2 separate regions of the Mus musculus genome follow, and region 2 is linked to region 1. The links are chromatin contacts, found by Hi-C in ENCODE. All regions are on one chromosome and are shown on one strand. The core of a region is the stretch at or near the end of the contact, and the rest is flanking DNA. Distances in the headings are between cores, read along the strand shown.

What was found. Hi-C counts contacts between places; a loop is a spot of excess contacts on that map.
Region 2: a loop to region 1 is called in a map of regulatory T cell, with 5 times the contacts of the local background. The contact joins the promoter of Snhg8 here to the promoter of Dnttip2 in region 1. A Hi-C loop is called at or near these places in 2 of 37 maps with a recorded cell type or tissue (regulatory T cell and v-Abl transformed pro-B cells).

The regions. Positions count from the first base shown.
Region 1 is chr3:122,272,497-122,276,068 of GRCm38, forward strand. Dnttip2 (deoxynucleotidyltransferase, terminal, interacting protein 2) reads left to right here and starts at 1,918. Exons shown (of 7, transcript NM_153806.1): 1 at 1,918-1,982; 2 at 2,702-3,572. The coding sequence starts at 1,923.
Region 2 is chr3:123,506,734-123,510,305 of GRCm38, forward strand. It overlaps Snhg8 (small nucleolar RNA host gene 8), which reads right to left and starts at 1,603. Exons shown (of 1, transcript NR_028574.1): 1 at 819-1,603. Snora24 (small nucleolar RNA, H/ACA box 24) reads right to left here and starts at 1,333; the gene lies at 1,204-1,333. It also overlaps the pseudogene Gm9369.

The sequences.
Region 1 (3,572 bases), core at 668-3,167:
CTGCCTCTCAACCCCTGGGACTAAAGGTGTGCACCACCACCCTGCTATTTTGGCTTTTTAAAGAAAATACAAAAACAACAAAAAAAAAAAAAACCTTGCAAATATTTGAAACATAAAAAACTGAACAAAATTTTCTGAATTTGTGCTTCAAAAGATAGTGTGAAGATAATGAAAAGACAATTCCCAGAATAGGTAAAAATATTTAGAGACCCTATCTGATAAGGTCTTATATTCAGAATATGTAGAGATCTTACAATTTAGTAAGAATGCCTAATAAAGGGGGCTGGAGAGATGGCTCAGCAGTTAAGAGCACTGACTGCTCTTCCAGAGGTCCTGAGTTCAATTCCCAGCAACCACATGGTGGCTCACAACCATCTGTAATGAGATCTGATGCCTTCCCCCTCTTCTGGTGCGGCTGAAGACAACTACAGTGTACTGATATAAATAAATAAATAAATCTTTTTTTAAAATGCATAATAAAAATACATGGAAGATCAGTACCTCCCCCAGAAAGAACAAGATAGAAGAACCCTTTAAAGCCTAAACTGAAAAGTAACAGCCCGCACTTGTCATAGGGTTTTTCACTAAGCCCAGCCTGTCAAGAGCTTGAAGATTCTTGTCTTCAAGTTCCACAAATGCGCAGGAACTCGTTTTCTTGTTCTTCACTTTCTTGTTCTCTCACTCCTAAAGATAGGCTGTTTCCTCAGGGCACACAATGGCTGTGTGGAAACCAGAGACCACAGTTCTCCAGGAAAACAAAAACAAAAAAAAACCCTATTTTACTAAGTAAGCATGAGGCTAGTGTTTTAAGACAACATCTAACAATCAAAAGTTGGTTACTACGTATACCTGGCTCCAAGGAGAGCAATTTAATGTAGAAGTAATGTATCCATGGAAAGATAGGTTTTTAGGAAAAATTTTGTGTTAAAAAGTGAAGGAAAACGAACCCCCCCTTTTTTTTTTCTTGCTTCCAACACTAATTCCTTTACCCCCTCCTCGATTCCTTTGTAGCCTTTCAACATATTCTAGTTCTCCATCTTTCATCCAACAAAACAAAAACTAAAACACCTCAGCCAGGTGCTGTGGCCCATGGATCCCAACACTTGGGAGGCAGATGGATATCTGTGAGTTCAGGATCAGGCTGGTCTAAATAGTGAGTTCTAGGGCAGCCAGGGCCATGTAGAGAGATCTTGTCTCAAAACAAAAATCCTAAAACTCTTTTGATTCTGGCTAGTCTCTTACTTCCATTGTAAAAAAACAAAAAACTTTAATCCCCGTCCTTCACAACGTCTTTCACCTTTTTTATTTAAAAAAAAAAAAAAAAAAAAAAAAAAAAAAAAAAAAGGCGTACTTCAAATCCCGAGACATTTTAGTTAAATCCCACAGCTTTCTAATTATTCTCCGAAAACTTGGGTGCATTTAACATACATCCTTGTATCCCAATCAAATATCGGAATCTCATTTATTAAGTTATTAAAATACTGTTTTCTAAAAGGACTAAATAAAGTCTCCTTTGGCTTCCGTAAAGACTTACGCCAAAGATCTCACAATTACTGCACGGGGGTGGGGGGTGAGGGGGATGGAAAGCAGAGTAAATGATGCGACTTCCCATTTTGTGTTAAACGGCGAGGAGGTCCTCCTCGCTGAGGACCGCACAGCGGACGAGCTGGGAACTGGAGGCGGAGCTGCTTTTGCCCCCCCCCCCCCCCAACACACACACCCCACCCCCCCACCCCCCGCTGACCCGCACTAGTCCGATGGCGGAGACCGCTGGCCAGAACTGCAGTGGAGCCGGGGAAGGAACGATTCTCCCGAGCCGCGGTTTCCGCAGGGAAACCTAAGCGAGTTCCTGTTTCGACGCACTTCCGAAGCGTCGGAACAGAGGAAGCCGCGCTGGCTGCCGGGAATCCGGAGTCGGAAAGATGGTGGTCACCAGGTCCGGGCTCTCCCGGACCAGGCTCCAAGAAAGCTCCCAGCAGAAGGTGAGCTGGGTCTCAGGTTCTCCGGGTCTCCTCGCCGCTGAGCAGAGCGGCTCGGCAGGGCGGAGGAGAGCGACGAGGAACCGAGCGGGTCGCGCGTGGTACTGCGCCGGACTGGCTCGGACCTGGGGGTCTTTCAGGGCTCTTACGGGAGTTTCGGTAGCGTGCCCTGCGCAGGCGAGGCCTTTTAAGTTTACTGTTAGGACAGTACCGGGGAAAGTTAATGCCCGCCACCTCGACCAAGCCTGGTTTGGGGGATAGGAGGAGCACCGTTTTCACGTGGAGAGACTGGCATGGCCGAGCACTAACCCCTCCGGCAACTGAAGGGCGGCGGTGGCGTCACTCAGAGCCTCTGGTTGTCTTCTGGTGCTATGCTCTTTAGATTGTGTGGTAAGGGCTATAGAGCAGCCCTTTCCTGTTGTAGAAATCCAGGCAAGTATCGGATTACCTTACACACTCCTAAACACGTGCTCAATTAGTATTCAACTCCCCCCCCTCCCTGCGCTTCTATAAATGATTTAAAATTTACCTCCTCTTTCTTTAAGTAGAGAAAGTTTTTTTAGTTCTGCTTTCTGAAGCCTAGGATGAGGCAAGTAAAAGAAATATCTTATCGTGAGTTTGTCTTCGTTTTGTACCTTCTTGAGTTTTGTTCCTTAGGCCATGCCACCTTTACCCTTGTCCCTGCCCTATCTACACTATATTGTGTTTGTTTTGGTTTTCAGAGGTCTGCTCCTCGGAGAATTGGGACACATCTAGAAAGCACAAAGGAATCGGGATCCGATGGCAGCACAGCTGAATCGCAGCCTGCTGAGAAACAGCACTCACGCAGCAGCAGCAGAACCACAGGCCCAGCGGAGATCATTGTGCTTATTTCTGATGACGAGGCTTCTGAAACGGAGTCCCACACTTCTGGGGTTACTTCTGTGTTAGAGGACCAAGAGCCCATTGTAAGAGTAACTAGGAAACGGCAGATCGTAATTGCTTCCACCTCAAAGTCCACTGTTAGGAAAAGGCAGAAAGTAGCCCCTCAGCATGCATCTGCTGATGAAGTTGTTGTTTCTGAAGCAGAGTCTCATGTTTCAGGGGTTTCTATGGTTGTACCTTCCACAGAGAGAAGCAGCAGAAATAAGGCTAATTCTCAAAGAGATTCAAGCCAAGAATCACAGTCGGGAACTGTATCTGATGCTGAGTTGTCCTGCTCAGGCATTTCATCGTTAGAGATCTTGCCGAGAACAACAGCCAGGAATGTGAAGAAGAAATTACAGTTCCCAGCTGAGAAAAACGATACTAAGATTACACCAGGAAATAAAAAGCAAATTGTGGGTATGTCTGTGTGTTCAGAGGACTCAGATGCTACTCAGTTATCAGCAAGACCACTTTCTCAGAGAAATATGCCAAATGTTTCTGATAGTGAAACTTACAACAGTGACTTTGATGATTCCAGCCCCAGAAATTCAGGGAAAAAACTGACAGCCCAAAACCACCAAAATTTGCATATCCAAGAGGAAAAACGAGCCAATGTTGTGTCTCTTACAGAAGTTAGAAAGGAGAATTGTAAGAGTCTGGATGAAGAGGACCTCAAAATCACAGAGG
Region 2 (3,572 bases), core at 353-2,852, 1.2 Mb after region 1:
TGGGCTAGGAACCTTGATTAGGTGCCCACATTTAACCTTTTTGATCTTACCTACACTAAGACCAGCACATCATTTTCTTAAGTTCAAATCTTCACTATCAAAATCATTTCTCTAGAACAGTAGGCAGATGTCAAACTTGAATTCTGCCTTTTGAACCATGAAAAAGTACGCCATCTACTGGTACCTTCAAGTAAGTTCAGATCTCCTGAGACTAACCTGACAAATGTTTTAAAGAGGCTCTCCTTATGTACCAGAAAGCCTAACACATGAAATGGCAAGCAGTTAAGAGGCCATACAAATTACTGACCACTTGTGGAACCATGACCTTACAGCAGCCCTTTTTAAATAGGAATGAAGGCCCAGAGACATCTGGTGGGAATTTGGATCCCAATAATCTCTGTGCAGAGGAATCACCCCCTGGTTCCTAAGCTTCCCTAAATAAGGCCTATCATACTCTTGAGTGTGAGTCTCAGTACCTCAAATCCCAGACACAAAAGCCTCTAAGGTCACAAGTATCCCCTCAGCACCTGTCACAACACACCCCCTAGCTGGTGTTACATACTTGGCTTCTGGAGATTTGAAGTTGAATGGCACACACTAGAAGGCTTGGAGAGCAGCAAGCAAAAGATACTTTTCATTAAGGGCAACCGTCTGTGGCTTATTAATCACTCATGTTCCAAGCCAACATTTATCTTGCACCTTTGTAACAATCAAACCTATCTTCTTTGGAAGCCTAGTTAACCCAGTTATTTCCTGCGCAAATGTCTCCTGTATCGTTAACTCTTAATTCACACAACCTCCAGAAACAGGACACAGTCTTATTACACACCAAACATCTTTTATTTAATATAAAATATTCAATTTTCAAAAATTAAAAGCGAAGATTCCCTGTAAGTTGACCAGAGACGATCTCAACCACTACAGTACCTGCAAGAAAAAAAAAAAGGCCCATTACAGAATATCCGTGACTATACTACGGGCTGTTTACTTATGTTAATGTCAGCACAAGAGCAAACTTCACCCTAACAGTAAAGGCCCACTCACTACCCAGAACCGCGAAAACACCACAAAAATGAATCTTACCTTAACACTTCCTCCACTGTTCAACAGCAACGGGTCCCGGCGTTTCCTAGAAATATTTCAATACTAGTTTAGAAAACTGAAGTCCATTTTTCTAGCGTCGTGTAGACTCTTACAATCTTAGAATGTCACTTGCTCAAGTCAGAATCTGGTACCAATGAAATGGTGACAGCTTTGCCAATAACAAGAACATGCTCTTCCATGGCTAGGAAGGGAGACTGCCACAGGCGGCAGGTCCCAAAGATACATGGAGTTTCACAGCCCAAAAATCTAGTGTAACCCCAGAGGTGTCACTCACCATCCGACCCAGCGGTGGCGAACTTGCGTCACGCCGCCCAACACCGTATCGGCTTTACATGGTGGTCGTCGCGCTAACCTTCACGGCGCTCTTGCAGAGTTGATGGCTTTCGGCCAGCACCATAGCCACCTTGTGTCTCCCGCATCTCGGCCACTCACAAATAAGGCCCAAGATATCATCCCCACCATACAACTACATACTCGTAGGCGGATCGCAGCCAAAGAGACTTCTGAACGGTGCGCGCACGCTTTTATAGCCCGGGTGACGCTCTCCCAAGAGCCTGCGCGCGAGGGGCGGGGCTTTCCCGCCCATTCCGAGCTCTCCCGCGCCTCGTCACTTTGATTGGTGTACAGGCGGCCCGGATTCGATGCGTGCGTCACAGGAATGGGCGGGCTGTGGAGGTGGGCGGGGAAAAGCCGAGCTGAAACCACAGTTCTCGCGGTGTCAGAAGTCTCGTGGCTGAAGCTCTGGCGGTGCGCGCGTTTTCTCTTCTTGGCTGCGTTCTTCTCTGGGACCCAAAGTCTAAGGTCCCTTCGTTGCCGCCTCCCCCGGCATCACTTCCTATGGCGCCGGCCCTTTGTCCCCGAGAGCTGTTGGCGGCTCCTCTGCCCCCATCGGGGTTGATGGTTCCGCTTGCGCCCTTCCGCTTGCCCTTTTGATCTGATCTCACTTTTGCCCGACACAGCGCGCCGGAAGGTTTCTCGAACCGGGAGAACGGGAAGCCTGGGCAGTGCGAGCAGACCCGCCCGGCCCTCGGCTTTTCCGGGAGGAAGGCATATCTCACTCCCGCGTGCAGCCCGCTATGAGACAGAATAGAGGGCCTTTAGTGATGGAGTATGGAGATGACAGTTGTCGTCATGGAGAATGTTAGTTAGAAAGCTGTGATCATTACAGGCTGGGAAGGGTGCGGTTAGGGCAACACCGTGCAGGAGTCAGTAGGAACGAATTCATTGGAGACAATACTCGCATTTGAAGGACCTAGAGGGGTTCGTGAACCTCAGCTCGCTCACCCACTATCTCATTTTACTTAAAATAATCACTACTGAATTGAAAGAACTAGTTCATCATAAGGCTCAAGTAACCGCGGCGCGTTGCCCAAACATTTCATTTACATTCTGGATGGTCTTCTGAGGGTGTCCTTAAGAATGGTCTGTATTAGTCCTGAGCTGAGAAGTCCGAGATTAAGGGCCTTCCTTCTCTGGCCAGTAGATGGTAGCCTGCATCTTTCCGTGGGTTTTTCTTTTGTGCCTGTCTGCACCTGTCAGGTTTTTTATTTTACAAAATGTAGTTTTGTTTTTATGTTACTCTGCTGTTACACAGGGCATAACATTTTCATAAGGCTTTTTTGGGGACTACAGTCAATGATTAGCAAACAACTCTCTAAAGAACAATCACTGAACCAAATGGATACCCTCTCACATGTACACAAATTTGCATGGAAAAGTACTAACATTACTTTAAATTGCAATGCACTACATTTTCCATATCTTCGCAGTAATACAAAACACAGTCGCTTGTAGAACCGGTTCAGATTACTTAAATACCAAGTGTGCTGTCAGTCCTCTACTCACGTGTCTGGAAGTTACTCGTGTTTACATGAAATGAAGCTATTGATACTTTTCTACAGCAGTAACTGCACACCAGGAAGGAGGAGACAACACAAACCAAGGGATGGAGTTTCCCCAAAGCTGCAGTGTGAAAAGACTATATAAACAGTTGATCCCATACACACGAATGGGCTTTCTTGCTAGAGGAAATCCAAGTGGAATAAGGAATGGAGATGTAAAAAGGTCTTCTTGAGGGGAAGGGGGTTGGTGCCCTGGATGCCTTTAGTTTTCGGCCCCCTCTGCTGCATCACATTCTTCTGCACTGTCTGATGTCCATAATGTTAAGTTGTCTCTAAGCAACTGCATGATAAGGGTGCTGTCTTTGTAGGAGTCTTTGTTCAGTGTACCAAGCTCTGTGATAGCCTCATCAAAAGCCGTTTTAGCCAGTGTGTAGGCAAGCTCTGGATTATTAAGGATCACAGAGTAAAATACAGGAAGGTTAAGAGCCAGCCCCAGGCGGATTGGATGTGTAGGTTGCATCTCTTTCTTGCTTATATCAAATGCCTCTTGGTAGGCTCTTTGGGAATTTTCTATCATTTGTTTTCCATCATCGCCACAAGCTACTTCAGCAAGATCCTGGAAATAAT